3 separate regions of the Homo sapiens genome follow, and all the other regions are linked to region 1. A link is a contact called in ENCODE Hi-C data. All regions are on one chromosome and are shown on one strand. Each heading gives the region's core, a stretch centred on a gene start or an enhancer-like site at or near the end of the contact. The rest is flanking DNA. Distances are from core to core; before and after follow the strand shown.

Region 1 (4,879 bases), core at 1,344-3,843:
TACAAGGGAAACTGTAAAACACTGGTGAAGGAAACTGAAAAATTAAAAAAAAAAAAAAAAAAGAGTGTGGGCCGGGGGGAGACATCCCTTGTTCATAGATTGGAAGAATATTGTAAAAATATTAATAATACCAAAAGCAATCTATAGCTTCAACACAATCCATATCAAAATACCTAAGACATTCTTCACAGAAATAGAAAAAACAATCCTAAAATTCTTATGAAATCACAGAAGACTCTGAATAGCCAAAGCAATCCTGAGCAAAAAGAACAAAGCAAGGCCAGGCATAATGGCTCACACCTGTAATCCCAGCACTTTGGGAGGCTGAGGCAGGTGGATCACTGGAGTCCAGGAGTTTGATGCCTGCCTGTGTAACATGGCAAAACCCCACCTCTACAAAAAATTAGCAGGGCGTGGTGAGGGAGGCTGAGGCTGTAGTGAGCCGTGATCACATCACTGCACTACAGCCTGGGTAACAGAGTAAGACCCTGTATCAAGGCGGGGAAAAAAAAACAACACAGCTGGAGGCATCACCCACTAATCACGCACTACCTGATGTCAAAATATACTACAAAGCTACAGTAACCAAACAGCATGTTACTGGCATAAACAGACAAAGAGACCAAGGGAAGAGAGGAGAGAACCCAGAAATAAACCCACATATTTGGAACCAGCTAATTTTCAACAAAGGTGCCAAGAACATTCAGTAGGGAAAGGATGGTCTGTTTAGAGAAATGAAACTAGACCCCTATCTCTAACTATACAAAAAAAAACAAATCAAAATGGATTAAAGACTTAGATGTAAGACCTGAAACTATGAAACTACTAGAATAAAACATTGGGGAAATGCTTCATGACATTGGTCTGGGCAAAATCTTTCAGGTAAGACCTCAAAAACACAGGCAACAGAAGCAAAAATAAACAAATGGAATTTCAGCAAGCTAAGAAGCTCCTGCACAGCAAAGGAAACAACTGAGTGAAGAGACAACCAGTAGAATAAGAGAAAATATAATATATGCAAACCATGTATCTAATAAGGGATTAATTAATAGCCAGGATATATATGCAATTCAAACAACTCAATAGCAAAAAATAGTAAAAATAATAATCTGATTTAAAAATGGGCAAATGATCTTCACAGCCATTATCAAAATCAGTTTATCAAAAACATGTGTGTACGTCCATGTTTATTACAGCTCTATTCATAATAGCAAAGATATGCAATTAACCTAAGTGTCCATTAACAGATAAAGGACAAAAAAATGTGGTACATATACACACAAGGAAATACTATTCACCCATAAAAAAGAATGAAATTCACACCTGTAAGCCCAGCTCTCAGAGAGGCGAGGTGGGAGGATAGTTTGAGCCCAGGAGTTTGAGACCTGACTGGGCAGTATAGCGAGACCCCGGTTCTCCACAAAAAGGAAAAAAAAAAAAGACACACACACAAAAAAAGAATGAAATTCTGTCATTTGCAGCAACACAGATGGAACTGGAGGCCTTTATAATAACTGAAATAAGGTAGGCAGGGAAAGACAAATATCACATGTTCTCGCTCATGTGAAAACTTAAAAAGTTGATCTCATATAGAATGATGGTTACCAGAGGCTGGGAATGGTTGGGTGTGGGGAGGATGAAGAGAGCTTGGTTAATGGGTACAAACATACAGTTAGAAGCAATAAATTCTAGTGTTGATAGCACAGCAGAGTGACTATAGTTAACAATAATTTATTGTATATTTCAAAATAGCCAGAAGAGTAGATTTGAAATGTTCCCAACACAAAGAAATGGTAAATGTTTGAGGTAATGAGTAGCTTAACCACCCTGACTTGATAATTACACATAGATATGCATGTATCAAAATATCACATATATCCCATAAATAGGTATATTATGTATCAATTTTAAAAATGAACCGCCTACTAGGTATTTAACAAGTTAACTGGCTTTCTCTGCCCAATGAGATTTTGTTTTGACTACTGCATTTGTGAAGTTTCAACTGGGGTCTTGTTAAGGCTGGACACAGTGGTTCATGCCTGTGATCCCAGCACTTTGGGCAGCCAAGGTGAGAGGATCACCTGGGGCCAAGAGTTCAAGACCAGCCTGGTCAACATAGTGAGACTCCATCCCTACAAAAAACTAAAAATATTAGCCAGCTATGGTGCATTGCGCCTGTAGTCCCAGCTACTTGGGAGGCTGAGGCGGGAGGATGACTAGAGCCAAAGAATTTGAGGCTGCAGCAAGCTACGATTGCACCACTACACTCTAGCCTCAGAATCAGAGCAAGAGTCCGTCTCTTTAAAAAAAAAAAAAAGGGGGGGGGGGAGGAATCTTGTCATTTTTTAATTTGAGGATTAGCTTCTCCTTTATAAGAGAGCCAAATCAGAAGAGTCACTAGATTACAATAGCTGCTGGGAAGCCAGGATATGGGAGCCTAGACTTAGAAATTTCAGGTTATGTCAGAGACCTCCATTTTCCTGTCATTTACTGCAAAGAATCCTATTATCCTGCCGTTTACCTACCCTCTAAACCCTCAATCCTCTTTCATTTGCTCTGGTCCTTGCTGACTCATCCCCTCCCTCCCTTTTTCCTCCCACTTCAGCTGCATGCTTGGTTCTGGCTTATTCATCTTCTAGTCAATTAACGAACATATACCACGCTGTTGTCATGTGGTCAGCTATGGAGTCATTCTCATACTGTCACTCTTCCTAATACGGATCTGTTTCGGCCACAGACTCTTTCATATCTCTGCCCCAAACCTCTCATCCACCAAATCTTGTTCCTGTGTGCTAGAATACAAGCAAAACTGAGAGCTATGCTGGAAAAAAGATTTATGGATTGGAAAATTTTTAAATTGATAATGTATGTATCTTCCTAAGTAAAAGACCCTAAGGAAATACTGAAACCTAAAATCATTCCCATAAAAAGAAAAGAAATTAAAACTTGCCTATGGTGACCATAATACAATTAACATAACATTGATGATTGAAGAAAATAAGAAAAATAGTTATAAGATTTTACAATTTGGTTTCTATAAGAAATGAAAAAATGATAGCTAACAGGAAAATAAAATGCTTATTCTCAGTTTCAAGGTTCTCATGGTCCCCTTTACTTTCTTCCCTGATTATCTTGGAGATATCAATTCTTAAGCATTAAGTCTTGAAAATCTTGGTGGTAAAACTGTAATCAAGAAACAAAGCTTGAAAAGTGTGACCACTCACTAGAAAACAAAGTGGAATGGAAGAGAAAGAGTTAGAGATCACACAAGGAAAAGCAGAGACAATGTGGAAGACCTCCAACCAGAACCACATTCACAATTACCCAGTGCTGTCATTTTTGTTCTATCTCTACATAATTAGAGAATTGGTATGAATTTCTAGATCAGGTCATCAATGTGAAACTGGGGTCCAAAAGGCCAAGGTAATGATTAAGAGTTGGGTACTGAAGAAAATGGTCATAGTCCCAGGACAACAAAAAGTTCCTATTTTAGGAATTTAATGTCTCAAGCTCTGGATATCACAGCAATAGGTATTCTTTAAATTCATAATCAATCATTTTTCCCAAATAATTTCATACATTTATAAGCAATGATTAATTCACTGAACAAACCTAAGTCACAATGGGCTTTTTGTTTAAGTATTCATTGTCAGGAAATCCAAATATTTTATAATTCACTGGACAGTAATGAACAATGACAGACAAAACACTAGTGAGTAAAAACACTAATTATGTTACTGTGGTCTTTGTGTGGCTTTGGCACAAAAGGTTGTTTATTTACAATGCTGCAACATCACCTTGGTAATCAAAAGAGTGGCATATGCGCACTGGCTGCTCAAACATTAACTACCAATGAGTCATACTTGCAGCTGAGAACTTACTCTGAAAAAATAGGGGGAGGAATGCTGTGCCTCTAAGTTAAAAACAAGCTCTGGTGTTCATGCTCACATTTACAAGGACACATGGTGAAATCTTGTCTATTTTCTTGTCAATTGATCTTCTTTCAAAATAAATTTCCTTTTTTTAACCATCACAAGGAATATTTTTATTAATAACATTGGTAAAAATCTAAAAAGGCAAGCTTATTAAATCTTTCTAACTTCTTTCTGCCACTGAACTACTTGCTGACTGCTATGTGACAGAATGACATCACACCAGGCCTTAAGATACGCTTGAGATACAAGGGTAAAGAAGACACAAGGCTTGTTTTCAAGGAGCTTATAATCTTATGGCAGGGAGTGGGGAGAGTGGGACCAATATGCAATTACAATAAAAAAATAGTCAATGCCTAATCATCAATAGGATAATATAATCAGGATTTTAAAAATATCCCAATGTTCTTCCTCATCTGGACTCTGGAAAAAATAAAATAAAAAATATGGCCAGGCACGGCGGCTCACATCTGTAATCCCAGCACTTAGAGAGGGCGAGGCAGGCAGATCACGAGGTCAGGAGATCAAGACCATCCTGGCCAACATGGTGAAACCCCGTCTCTACTAAAAAAATACAAAAAATTGGCCAGGCGTGGTGGCTCACGCCTGTAATCCCAGCACTTTGGGAGGCCGAGGCAGGCGGATCACGAGGTCAGGAGATCGAGACCATCCTGGCTAACATGGTGAAACCCCGTCTCTATTAAAATTACAAAAAAAAACTAGCTGGGCATGGTGGCGGGCGCCTGTAGGCCCAGCTACTCGGGAGGCTGAGGAGGAGAATGGCGTGAACCCGGGAAGCGGAAGTTGCAGTGAGCCGAGATAGTGCCACTGCACTCCAGCCTGGTGACATAGCAAGACTCCATCTAAATTTTAAAAATAATAAATATATAAATAAATGGCAAACTTGGGCCTAATATGAAGAACTTCAAATACACTGGACTTTCCCA
Region 2 (4,879 bases), core at 1,038-3,537, 380 kb after region 1:
AATATGCCTTTTGGCATTTATCATAAATGTAGATGATTCATTATACAGGCTTCTACTTCCATTTCATTTCATGAAAAAGGTGGAGTTGGGGAAGTACAAGGGGTGTGTGTGTGAGACAAGCAGACAAGGATGTTTTGGCAGCTCTTCAGGGACCAGAATTAATCAGAATCAGTGTATGAACATTCTGTGGACTCACAATGATGATCTACAAATAGTGATGACTTTCTAAGCCAAGAAGTCAGAGCCAACTGTGGAGAATGGATCCGGAACCCAGACCTCAGCCTATAGGCTAGTTTTCAAGGCCAGGAAGGTGTTTGTCTCTGTGTGTGTTGTGGGAGGGAAATGGATTATAGATAGAGTGATAGTCATGTAGTAAATTATTCCAGAATCAGAGTTTTGTTGCAGAGCTATTTAGAAGCTTGGCTTACGGATACATGTATGATCTTCTCTGAATGTCTCTATTAAAGGACTAGACTAAGAAGTCTATTAAAGGACCTAGACTAAGAAGTCCTCACAAAGGACTCTCTATTAAAGGACCTAGACTAAGAATTCCTCACAAAGGGAAGAGTCCCAAGGATTGGGAAAGTCCCAATCTTTGACTCTCATTTTCTAGGTCTGCTGATTAGTATCATACTTAATCTTCGGAGGAAATAAGCCAGTGTGTGCATTGAGTGTCTTTGCATATGCAAGACGTTATGCTCATTCAGGATTGGGGCATCAATCACTCGAGCATAATAGACTTTGTCAGCCTCATAAATTCTGGGATTTAAAGAGTTAAAGGATCACTGCCCACTTCATTTCATTCTTTTTTTTTTTTTTGAGATAGGATTTCACTCTGTCACCCAGACTGGAGTACAGTGGTGCAATCATAGCTCACTGTAGCCTCAACCTCCTGGGCTCAAGTGGTCCTCCCACCTCCGCTTCTGGAGTAGCTGAGAATACAGGCATATGCCACCACACACAGATACCTTTTTTATTTTTGTTTTTTATAGAGGTGGGGTCTTGCTATGTTACCCAGGCTAGTCTTGAACTCTTGGCTACACGTGATCTTCCTCCATAGGCCTCCCAAAACATTAGGACTACAGGCATGAGCCATTGCACCTGACCCATCACAACTTTTATGTTGTCTCTAGATGGGTTGCATTCTTCTTGGAACCTAACTAATTACATTCTTGTGAGAGGTTCTAGTTTCTGGTTTTGGAAGCAAATTGCTTCTTTCTTTTTTTTTTTTTTTTGAGACGATCTCAGCTCACTGCAACCTCTGCCTCCCAGGTTCAAGCGATTCTGCTGCCTCAGCCTCCTGGATAGCTGGGATTACAGGCGCCCACCACTACGCCCGGCTAATTTTTGTATTTTTAGTAGAGATGGGGTTTCACCATGTTAGTCAGGCTGGTCTCGAACTCCTGACCTCAGGTGATCTGCCCACCTCGGCCTCCCAAAGTGCTGGGATTACAAGTGTGAGCCACCGTGCCTAGCCATGTTTGACTATTTCTATCTATGTGTACATAATCAACAACATCTTCAGACTGCTGTTGATTGGCTTCTGGGTGGCAACAGCACCTCCTGTTTCTTATAGATAAATTTGATGTTAGAATTATATTCCAAGATGCCATTCTCATTAAACAACCACTGTTACATGTTACAGTTTCTAAGGGTTAGAAATTCCCACCAGGTTAATCCCAGCCCTGCTATAACTTTATTCCTTCTAGCCAAAGATGTATTAAAGCACCTAGGATCATTAGGAATCATGGCATTCCTAGGATTTGGCTATTTCTTCCTCTCTTTATCCCCACCCAAATTCATGGATTTTATGCCAGACTAATGTACTGTTTGCTGAATGATAGATTGGTAGGAAGCATAGTGGTGGTAGCAAAACATACCTCAGATGCTGGGCCTTGTCTTTCTCATCAGTCTGTGTGCTCTGTTACTATTGAAATCTGGCCCTGATTCTCTTTCATTAGAGACTTTTTAATGAGATGAGGAAAAAATAGAACTTTTTAAAAAACATTTTAGCCAAGTGCAGTTTATGAGGAAGATCATTAAGAAGATCATTATACGCTCATTAATAAGAGTTTCTCTTAGCACAGGATGTTCTCATCTAAACCACTAGATTTGTAGTGGTATCATAAGCCAGAACTTGAAAGGAAGAACCAAAGTCTTATTTATAGCCGTCTGCACTCTGGCAGGAATAGATATAGGACTAGATTAAATACAGAAAAGGTATTTCCTCTAAATGTTCTCCCTGCAACTCAGCTACTACTTTTTCTTCCCTCCACAGATGGAGTCCCCTGTTTCCACACCAGCAGTGCTGCCAATACACCTTTTGGTGCCAGTGGTCAACAATGACATCTCATCTCCCTGTGAGCAGATCATGGTTCGTACCCGATCAGTTGGGGTCAACACATGTGATGTGGCTCTGGCCACAGAGCCTGAGTGCTTGGGCCCCTGTGAACCTGGAACTAGCGTCAACCTTGAAGGCATCGTGTGGCAGGAAACAGAAGATGGTAAGTGTGATATGTGGCTTTCCCCTCCCTTCTCAACCTGCTTCTGCAGGGGAGCCACCAGGGACTTATTGTTGTAAATATTACCAAGTGGTTATTAGAGTCTCAAGTGTCCACAGTCTGCGGGAGATACCCACACAGAGGATTTTAGCAGACTTAGCAAAATTTCCCAGCTTCTAGAGATTCTTCCCTTCATAGTATTCAACAGTGTTGATCCTGGTACTTATGATATGCAGTCATGTGATAGGTATTGGCCAGGTAATTCAAACTGTATCTGTACTCTCCATATTTTATATGGGAGAGTTAGATTATAAATTAAATTTGAGGTCAGGCCTGAAGAGAAAAATTAATAAAAGGGCAGCTGAGGGAGTCAAGAGGATGGAGAATAGTCACTCTTAAATTCACTTAATGTTGGCTCATTGCATATGCAGCTCTTGCCTTTTTTAACACCTATAGGTACAGCCAGTTCACTCTTCCCACTGATTGCCTCATTGCCCAGCCACCCACACCGCTTCATGTATCTGTCACTTGGTACAGATTTTATAGGAAATGTTTAGATGGTCTTGTTTTCAGGCATCCACTAAGCAGTTGGCTCACTGTAGGTTGCTGTTGCCCAAGGCATCCAGACTTCTTGCATGTTCCACTTGCCCCTGAGAACGGAATCTATTCTGTTTTGAAAATTTATGAACCTGAAAAAATGGAAGGAAGTGTAAAGAGACTTAATGGGGTATTTCAGATCTTTTGGTAACATCTGGTGGCAATTTGATTTTTGCATATTCTTTTTCTGAAGAATCCAAATCCTTGTCAGAGTATATGTGGTTAGAGAGTCTGGGCCTCAGTCCCATCATGTCTCTGCATCAGTAAACAGACTTTCAAACTGTCCTCACTCTGAGGAGTTTAGAGGCCCAGAGGAGCACAGCTAATCATCTCTGATTATCACAGAGCTATTTTGTCAGTCTGCCCCTAGAAATTCAGGCATTTCATTCTGGTCATTCTAATAAAATCTGTTCCCCTGAATATTTTGTTGTCATTCAGTATTTATTTAAAGTTTACCGTGCAATAGGTGCTGATGTGTTACAGGTTAAGAACTCTGTATTCTTGTCTGTGTCATCATTAGGAATGTAATACATCTTCAGCTTTCAGAATAACGTCGCTAATGAGGTTTTATTGTGTGCCTGAGTGGTAGAAGCTGATGCAGAGAAGGTAGAGAGAGAGTTTAACTCTAGAGGTTGACTCTGGATATGTGTATACAATATACAATCTGAAAATCACAAAGTGGCTATCTGATTTTTAAAATGTCATCTGCTTATGGACAAATGTCTGAACAGTCACAGAGTCTGTTGGAATGACAGACATATCCGGACCATATCTCTGTGCCACCAAGCAACCTTCAAGGCCTCTTACCTCAGTATATTGAAGATAGAATAAATCGATTTCCTGCCTGTTTGTTCTGCTTGCCTTTATGATGGTGACTCTTTTCCAAGAACAAGATGCTTTTTTTATGTGAACCTAACAAAAACTTTGAGAGAGTGAGGCTAATGCTTTCACTCTCCTGAGGACAATGAATACCTTTTTATCTGAGGATCCCTTCCTGCCAGGGCAAAATTAACACATAATTTTTTTTTATTTTTTGTAAATCGTTTGCACTGGAAGACTCTCTGTCAGGTTGTCACAGGCAGCCTATTATTACCAAGTTCCCCTGTTACGTACACTTTTTTTTTTTTTTTTGAGATGGAGTCTCACCCTGTCACCCAGGCTGGAGTACAGTGGTGCGATCTTGGCTCACTGCAACCTCTGCCTCCCAGGTTCAAGCGATTCTTCTCTCTCAGCCTCCTGAGTAGTGGGGACTACAGGCACATACCACCACGCCTGGTCCATTTTTGTATTTTTAGTAGAGATGGGGTTTCACCGTGCTGGCCACGCTGGTCTTGAACTCCTGACCTTGTGATCCACCTGCCTCAACCTCCCAAAGTGCTGGGATTACAGGTGTGAGCTACCACACCCAGCCCAGTTTGTACTCTTAAGGTACTCTATACTTTATTTCATAGCACACATCACAGTTTGCAACTTTGTTTATCATTTTTATGATTTTTCTATTAATGTGTATCTTTTCTACTGTGTTAGAAGTTCTGAGATCAGGCAGTCTGTTTTGCTCATCATTGTATCCAAGGTACTTAACATAGGTGGCATCTGACACCTATAGTAGTAGACTGTCAAAAATACTTGTTTGAGGCCAGGCGTGGTTTATCACCTGAGGTCAGGAGTTCAAGACCAGCCTGGCCCACATAGTGAAACCCTATCTCTACTAAAAATACAAAAAAAAAGCTGGGTATGGTGGCGTGTACCTGTAATCCCAGCTACTTGGGAGGCTGAGGCAG
Region 3 (4,879 bases), core at 2,380-4,879, 370 kb before region 1:
TGATTCACCTGATCCCAGGGGCTGCAACAGGCCCCAGCTCCAGGGACCTACTGCCAACCTCTCACCACAAGCATCCAGGGGAACACTTGTTTCTGCCTTAGGGTGTAGTGGGGCATGAGCAAGCGGTTGGTAAGTATTTTCTGATGCCCACAGGTTTCTAGTTTCAACTGAGGCTTTTTTTTTTTTTTTTTTTTTTTTTTTTTTTTTGCGATGGAGTCTTGTTCTGTTGCCCAGGCTGGAGTGCAGTGGCATGATCCCGGCTCACTGCAACCTCTACCTCCTGGGTTCAAGCGATTATCCTGCCTCAGCCTCCTGAGTAGCTGAGATTACAAGTGCATGCCACCACGCCCGGCTAATTTTTGTATTTTTAGTAGAGACCGGGTTCCACCATGTTGGGCAGGCTGGTCTCAAACTCCTGACCTCAAGTGATCCGCCCTCCTCGGCCTCCCAAAGTGCTGGGATTACAGGCATGAGCCACCTTGCCCGCCTATCTGAGGCATTCTTCTTAGCAGAAATGGAGCAGAGGGTAGCTTCCATTCCTGCAGTAAAGCTAGCCTGGGTGCTTCTGGCAGGAACCTGGGAAGCCCGTGGAGCCAGGCTGCATTCCCAATTCAGACAGTTTCAGCAAGAGAACCCCAGGGAGGTTGGAGAGAGGGGCACAGAATGACCAGATCAATGGCTGAAGTTACTCACCTAAGCAAAGTGCAGGACTCAGAGATGGAAGGCCTGTGTCTTAGTAGTTGTGTGGCCTCAGTTTTCTCATCGGTAAAATGGTCATGGAACTGTGTGCCCATTGAACACTCTCTTCCGACACAGGGTTGTTGTGAGGATGGTGAAGTAATAAGCAGGAAAGAGCGATGGCACTGCAGGGAGCACTTACCCTCAGAATCCCAAGAGGCCGTGTCCTCCTGGGTCAAGCGGAGGAGGCAGGACATGCAGGTCCCCACTCTCCAAGCCAAAGGACAGCAGCAGGGAGAAGGAACCTGGCTTTGGGGAGCTCCGGGTTGGGAGAGGCCAATCCTACAGAATCCCTGACAGCTGGCAGAAAACAGGCTCCAGGCACAGAGTCTCCTCTGATCAGGTTTTTCCCTGAGGAAGGCCCTTTATTTGTGTTTTCCTCCTTAAGTTGATGTTCTAGCCCCAGCTTGTGAAAGGGAAAGAGAGAGAAAGACAGGAAAAAAGAGAGAGGAAGGGAGGGGAGAAGAGGAGAGCAGGAAAGAATAAAAACATCCCACAGTGTGTGGACTGGGGCCATTGCAGGTGGGTGGGAGGGGACATCTGAGAGCATCCGATGGGGCCACTCTGCAGCCAGACTCCCCCAGGAACCAGAAGCCTCAATGCAAACCCAACCATAAAGGCTGGGGAAACCCTGGGCCCAGTGGCTCAGCTGGCAATGATTGTATGCCTCTAGGGTGGGGGTGGGGCACGGGGTAGGCCTTTTGTTCAGCCAAAAGGCCTCCTCCTGCCTCCTCCTTTCACCAAGTCCAGCCTCTCTGCAGGATGAAGAGATGGGAGGGCCAGAGACAGAAAACGTGATAAGAGAGAAAATGCTTTTTTAAAAAAGTGTGTAAAGTATCTTTTTTTTTTTTTTTTTGAGATGTTCTCCCTCTGTCATCCAGGCTGGAGTGCAGTGGTGCAATCTCAGCTCACTGCAACCTCCACCTCCTGAGTTTAAGCAATTCTCCTGCCTCAGCCTCCCGAGTAGCTGGGTTTACAGGCACGTGCCACCAGGCCCAGCTAATTTTTGTATTTTTAATAGAGACGGGGTTTCACTATGTTGGTCAGGCTGATCTTGAACTCCTGACCTCAGGTGATCCACTTGCTTCGGCCTCCCAAAGTCCTGGGGTTACAGGCGTGAGCCACCGTGCCTGGCCTTAAGTATGTGAAGTATCTTGCACAGTGTCTGGCACATATGAGGTAACAAATATGACCAAGTTTGCCCCGAGAATTAGTGACAGGGCCAGGACTAGAGCCCAGGTCTCTGGACTCTATGTCCCAGACATGATTCTTTGATCTCTTGTTGGTAGCAGGGTGCAGCTAGTGTCCAAACTAATGCTTGGTGATGAGGACAGTGGCTGGTTGAGTCCATAGGGGACCTGCCAGGCACACCCTCCCTCAGGATTCTGGTTGCCAAGGCTGCCTCTTACTGAGGCCTGAGCACAATGCATTCACTCTCCCCTGGGCCAGGAGCAACTCTGCACAGGCAGGGGCGGGCTCCCTAGGGCCAGCCCCCAACCAGGCTCCAGGAATGCTGAGGGAGTACACCAAGAGAAGGCTAGCCTAGAGGCAGCTCCCAAGATGCTCATCCCAGGGACCCAGATCTCAACAGCTGTGCCCTCAGAGTCAGTAGGGACAAATGGACCTCTTCAGAGAGCTACCCTTGTGGGGCCTGGGCCCCCAACAGCACACCTGGGGACCCCAATCCTAGGCAAAACTTGAGAGGACACTGGGGGACCCAAGTAACAGCCTGTGAGGGTCCCTTGCCCAGTTGGGAAGCCTCACTCTACATTTTTCCTTCCTGTATATAATTCTTTCATCTCTAAATACCATCCACTGAGAGGCTTTTATTTCCTTAGTTTGTACAACCATTTAAGGATGGAGATTATGACTTCTTCAGCACAATCCAAGCACCTTAGCACAGAGCTGAGATGCACGGTATTTAGAAAATGGGTTAAGTTGAAAGGAAAGAAATCGAGTTGGATTCCTTGGGGGTTCTCAAAGGTACTTGGAAGTTCACAGAACCAAAATGAGCAAGGAGAGTTTCTACGTCTTGATGCACCTGCCAATACAGATTTCAGTACTTTATTTATTTATTTATTTATTAATCTATTTATTGAGACAGAGTCTTGTTCTGTCACCCAAGCTGGAGCACTGTGGTGCAAATATCACTCACTGTAGCCTTGACCTCGTGGGCTCTTGGGAACTTTCCAGTGAGACTTAGAAGGAAATGCCTCAGCTTTAGGGGAAATTCCCAAGAGAAACAGTTCAGTTAAACTACTTTCTACGGTCCGAGGCCATCGCATGGTCATGACTGGCTGTGAGGGAGATAGAGAAAGGTGAGACTTGGGTCCACATCTTGGAGCCCCCTGGGAAAGAGGATATTATTAACCTATATTAGAATTCTAGTGTGAATGAGTTCCCCTACTCATTTTTCCCAGAAGCTAAGGAGAGAGCTTAAGAGGTTACTTTTTTTTTTTTTTTTAGGCAGGGTCTCACTCTGATGCCCACACAGGAGGGCAGTGGCGTGGTCTCAGCTCACTGCAACCTCCGCCTGCCAGGCTCAAGTGATTCTCCCACCTCAGCCTCCCAAGTAGCTGGGATTACAGGCTGCCATGCCCAGCTAATTTCTGTATTTTTAGTAGGGACAGGGTTTCACCATGTTGACCAGGCTGGTCTCAAACTCCTGACCTCAAATGATCCACCTGCCTCAGCCTTCTAAAGTGCTGGGATTGCAGGCAGGAGCCACTGTGCCCGGCCCAGAGGTTACAATTTGAATTGCAGACGTGTGTGAAAAATCAGGCCTTGGTGATGACCTTGAGCCGCAGGATATAAATAACTCCCACCTGCTTAGCATTCCAATAATGGAACACTAGGCATAAGACCTTCTGGTGGGCAGGTACCCATCTGGGAGGCTGCAACAGATTGTGGTTTCAAACACTATTTCTTCCATTTGCCAGCTGAGTGATCTAAGACGAATAATCTGCCCCTTTGAGTCTCAGCTTCCTCATCCCCAAAGTGGGGAAGTGAAAAGTGCGAGGTTGTTTAGACACGGATGGAACTGCCTGAGTGAAGACACTTGGCATGCAATAGGTGCTGGGCCATCCTACTTGCCAGCCTGCTTTTGTAGGGCAAAGAGGTGTAGTACCTTTTCCTCACCCATTCCAAGGTCCATGGCCAATACCCCCATGACAAAAAACAGATTAACGAGAGAAAAGCATAACACATTTATTTAATCTAAGTTTTACGTGATGCGAGAGGCTTCAGAAATGAAGATCCAGAGACAAAGGGAAAACTGTGTATTTTTAAGCTTAGGTCCAATAAAGAACAGACAGCCATGTAGAAATGTGATTGGAAAGAGGGTGTGCTCTAATGGTGATAGACTGAAGGCAGAACACAGCAAGGCCTCTTGTTCAGCTTCTCTACGGCCTCTCTGTGTAGCGTTCTTTCCTTCCTGAGTAAGGGGCAGGACCCCTGTCGTATGAGGGTCTTCCAGGGAGATGGGAAGAGGTTAGAGAGTGACATTTCTAGGTTTCGTGGCTTGCACTGGGGAGAGGAGTTCTAGTTTCTATGACCTCTTTCAGGGGCAATACTGGGTAAGGAGAAAGGAGGGAAAGAAAAAGGAAGGCAGGAGAGGATCAGCAAGACTTGCTTTTGAGGCCCTTCCCATCCCTTCCAGTCCAAATAACTCAGAGTGCTAGAGTGCCATATTTTGGGATATTGTGTTCTGAGCCCCAATATTTGCTTGGGTTTTTTTTTTTTGTCCCTCCCTTCCTTCCTTTCTTCCTTCCTCCCTTCCTTCCTCCCTCCCTCAGGCCTGGCAGGCTGAGGAGGCTGCCCCTGCCATAGCTGCTCCACAGCAAGGCCTAGAGAGTAGCCACTGCACCAAGAGCCTTGGGCCAAGCTCTGAGCACCCTGGCTAATACCAAAGCTGGAGCCTAGAGCAGGGTTCCCAGAAGGTTATCTGGGGCTGGCTTTGACCACATTGGCTACAGCATGGCCTGTGGGTAGACATGCTCTGAACAGCTGAGGCTGACCTGAACGTTGGCATCATCAGCAGAATCATCTTCACCAAGCAGGGTTTGAACTTGAGGTCAGTGACCCCAGGCAGTGTGGGGAGAGGGTTCTTCACCTGGCTGTGCCCCATGGATGGACAGCTAGG

Evidence for each region. A loop is a pair of places that touch in the nucleus more often than their neighbours do. Pooled maps may share reads with other maps.
Region 2: a pooled map shows a loop between it and region 1 (7-fold over the local background). The contact joins two enhancer-like sites. A Hi-C loop is called at or near these places in 7 of 37 single-sample maps with no recorded cell type and 9 of 50 pooled maps.
Region 3: a loop to region 1 is called in a map with no recorded cell type, with 5 times the contacts of the local background. The contact joins two enhancer-like sites. A Hi-C loop is called at or near these places in 4 of 37 single-sample maps with no recorded cell type and 3 of 50 pooled maps.

Annotation. Positions count from the first base shown.
Region 1 is chr15:64,244,323-64,249,201 of GRCh38, forward strand. The region is part of intron 4 of CSNK1G1 (casein kinase 1 gamma 1); the gene reads right to left. Among named protein-coding and RNA genes, the nearest start is that of PPIB, 84 kb to the left of the region's middle. RefSeq lists enhancers at 1,657-2,157, 2,158-2,658, 2,779-2,838, 3,728-4,022. Within about 2 kb of position 2,594, at least 6 of the 41 ENCODE cell types and tissues checked have a DNase peak (open chromatin) inside an H3K27ac peak, as active enhancers do.
Region 2 is chr15:64,620,549-64,625,427 of GRCh38, forward strand. It overlaps ZNF609 (zinc finger protein 609), which reads left to right. Exons shown (of 10, transcript NM_015042.2): 3 at 2,279-2,504. The region is part of intron 3 of LOC101930091 (a long non-coding RNA gene); the gene reads right to left. Among named protein-coding and RNA genes, the nearest start is that of OAZ2, 80 kb to the right of the region's middle. RefSeq lists an enhancer at 2,101-2,180. Within about 2 kb of position 2,288, at least 7 of the 41 ENCODE cell types and tissues checked have a DNase peak (open chromatin) inside an H3K27ac peak, as active enhancers do.
Region 3 is chr15:63,878,007-63,882,885 of GRCh38, forward strand. No RefSeq gene overlaps it. Among named protein-coding and RNA genes, the nearest start is that of MIR422A, 9.4 kb to the left of the region's middle. RefSeq lists an enhancer at 888-1,783. Within about 2 kb of position 3,630, at least 2 of the 41 ENCODE cell types and tissues checked have a DNase peak (open chromatin) inside an H3K27ac peak, as active enhancers do.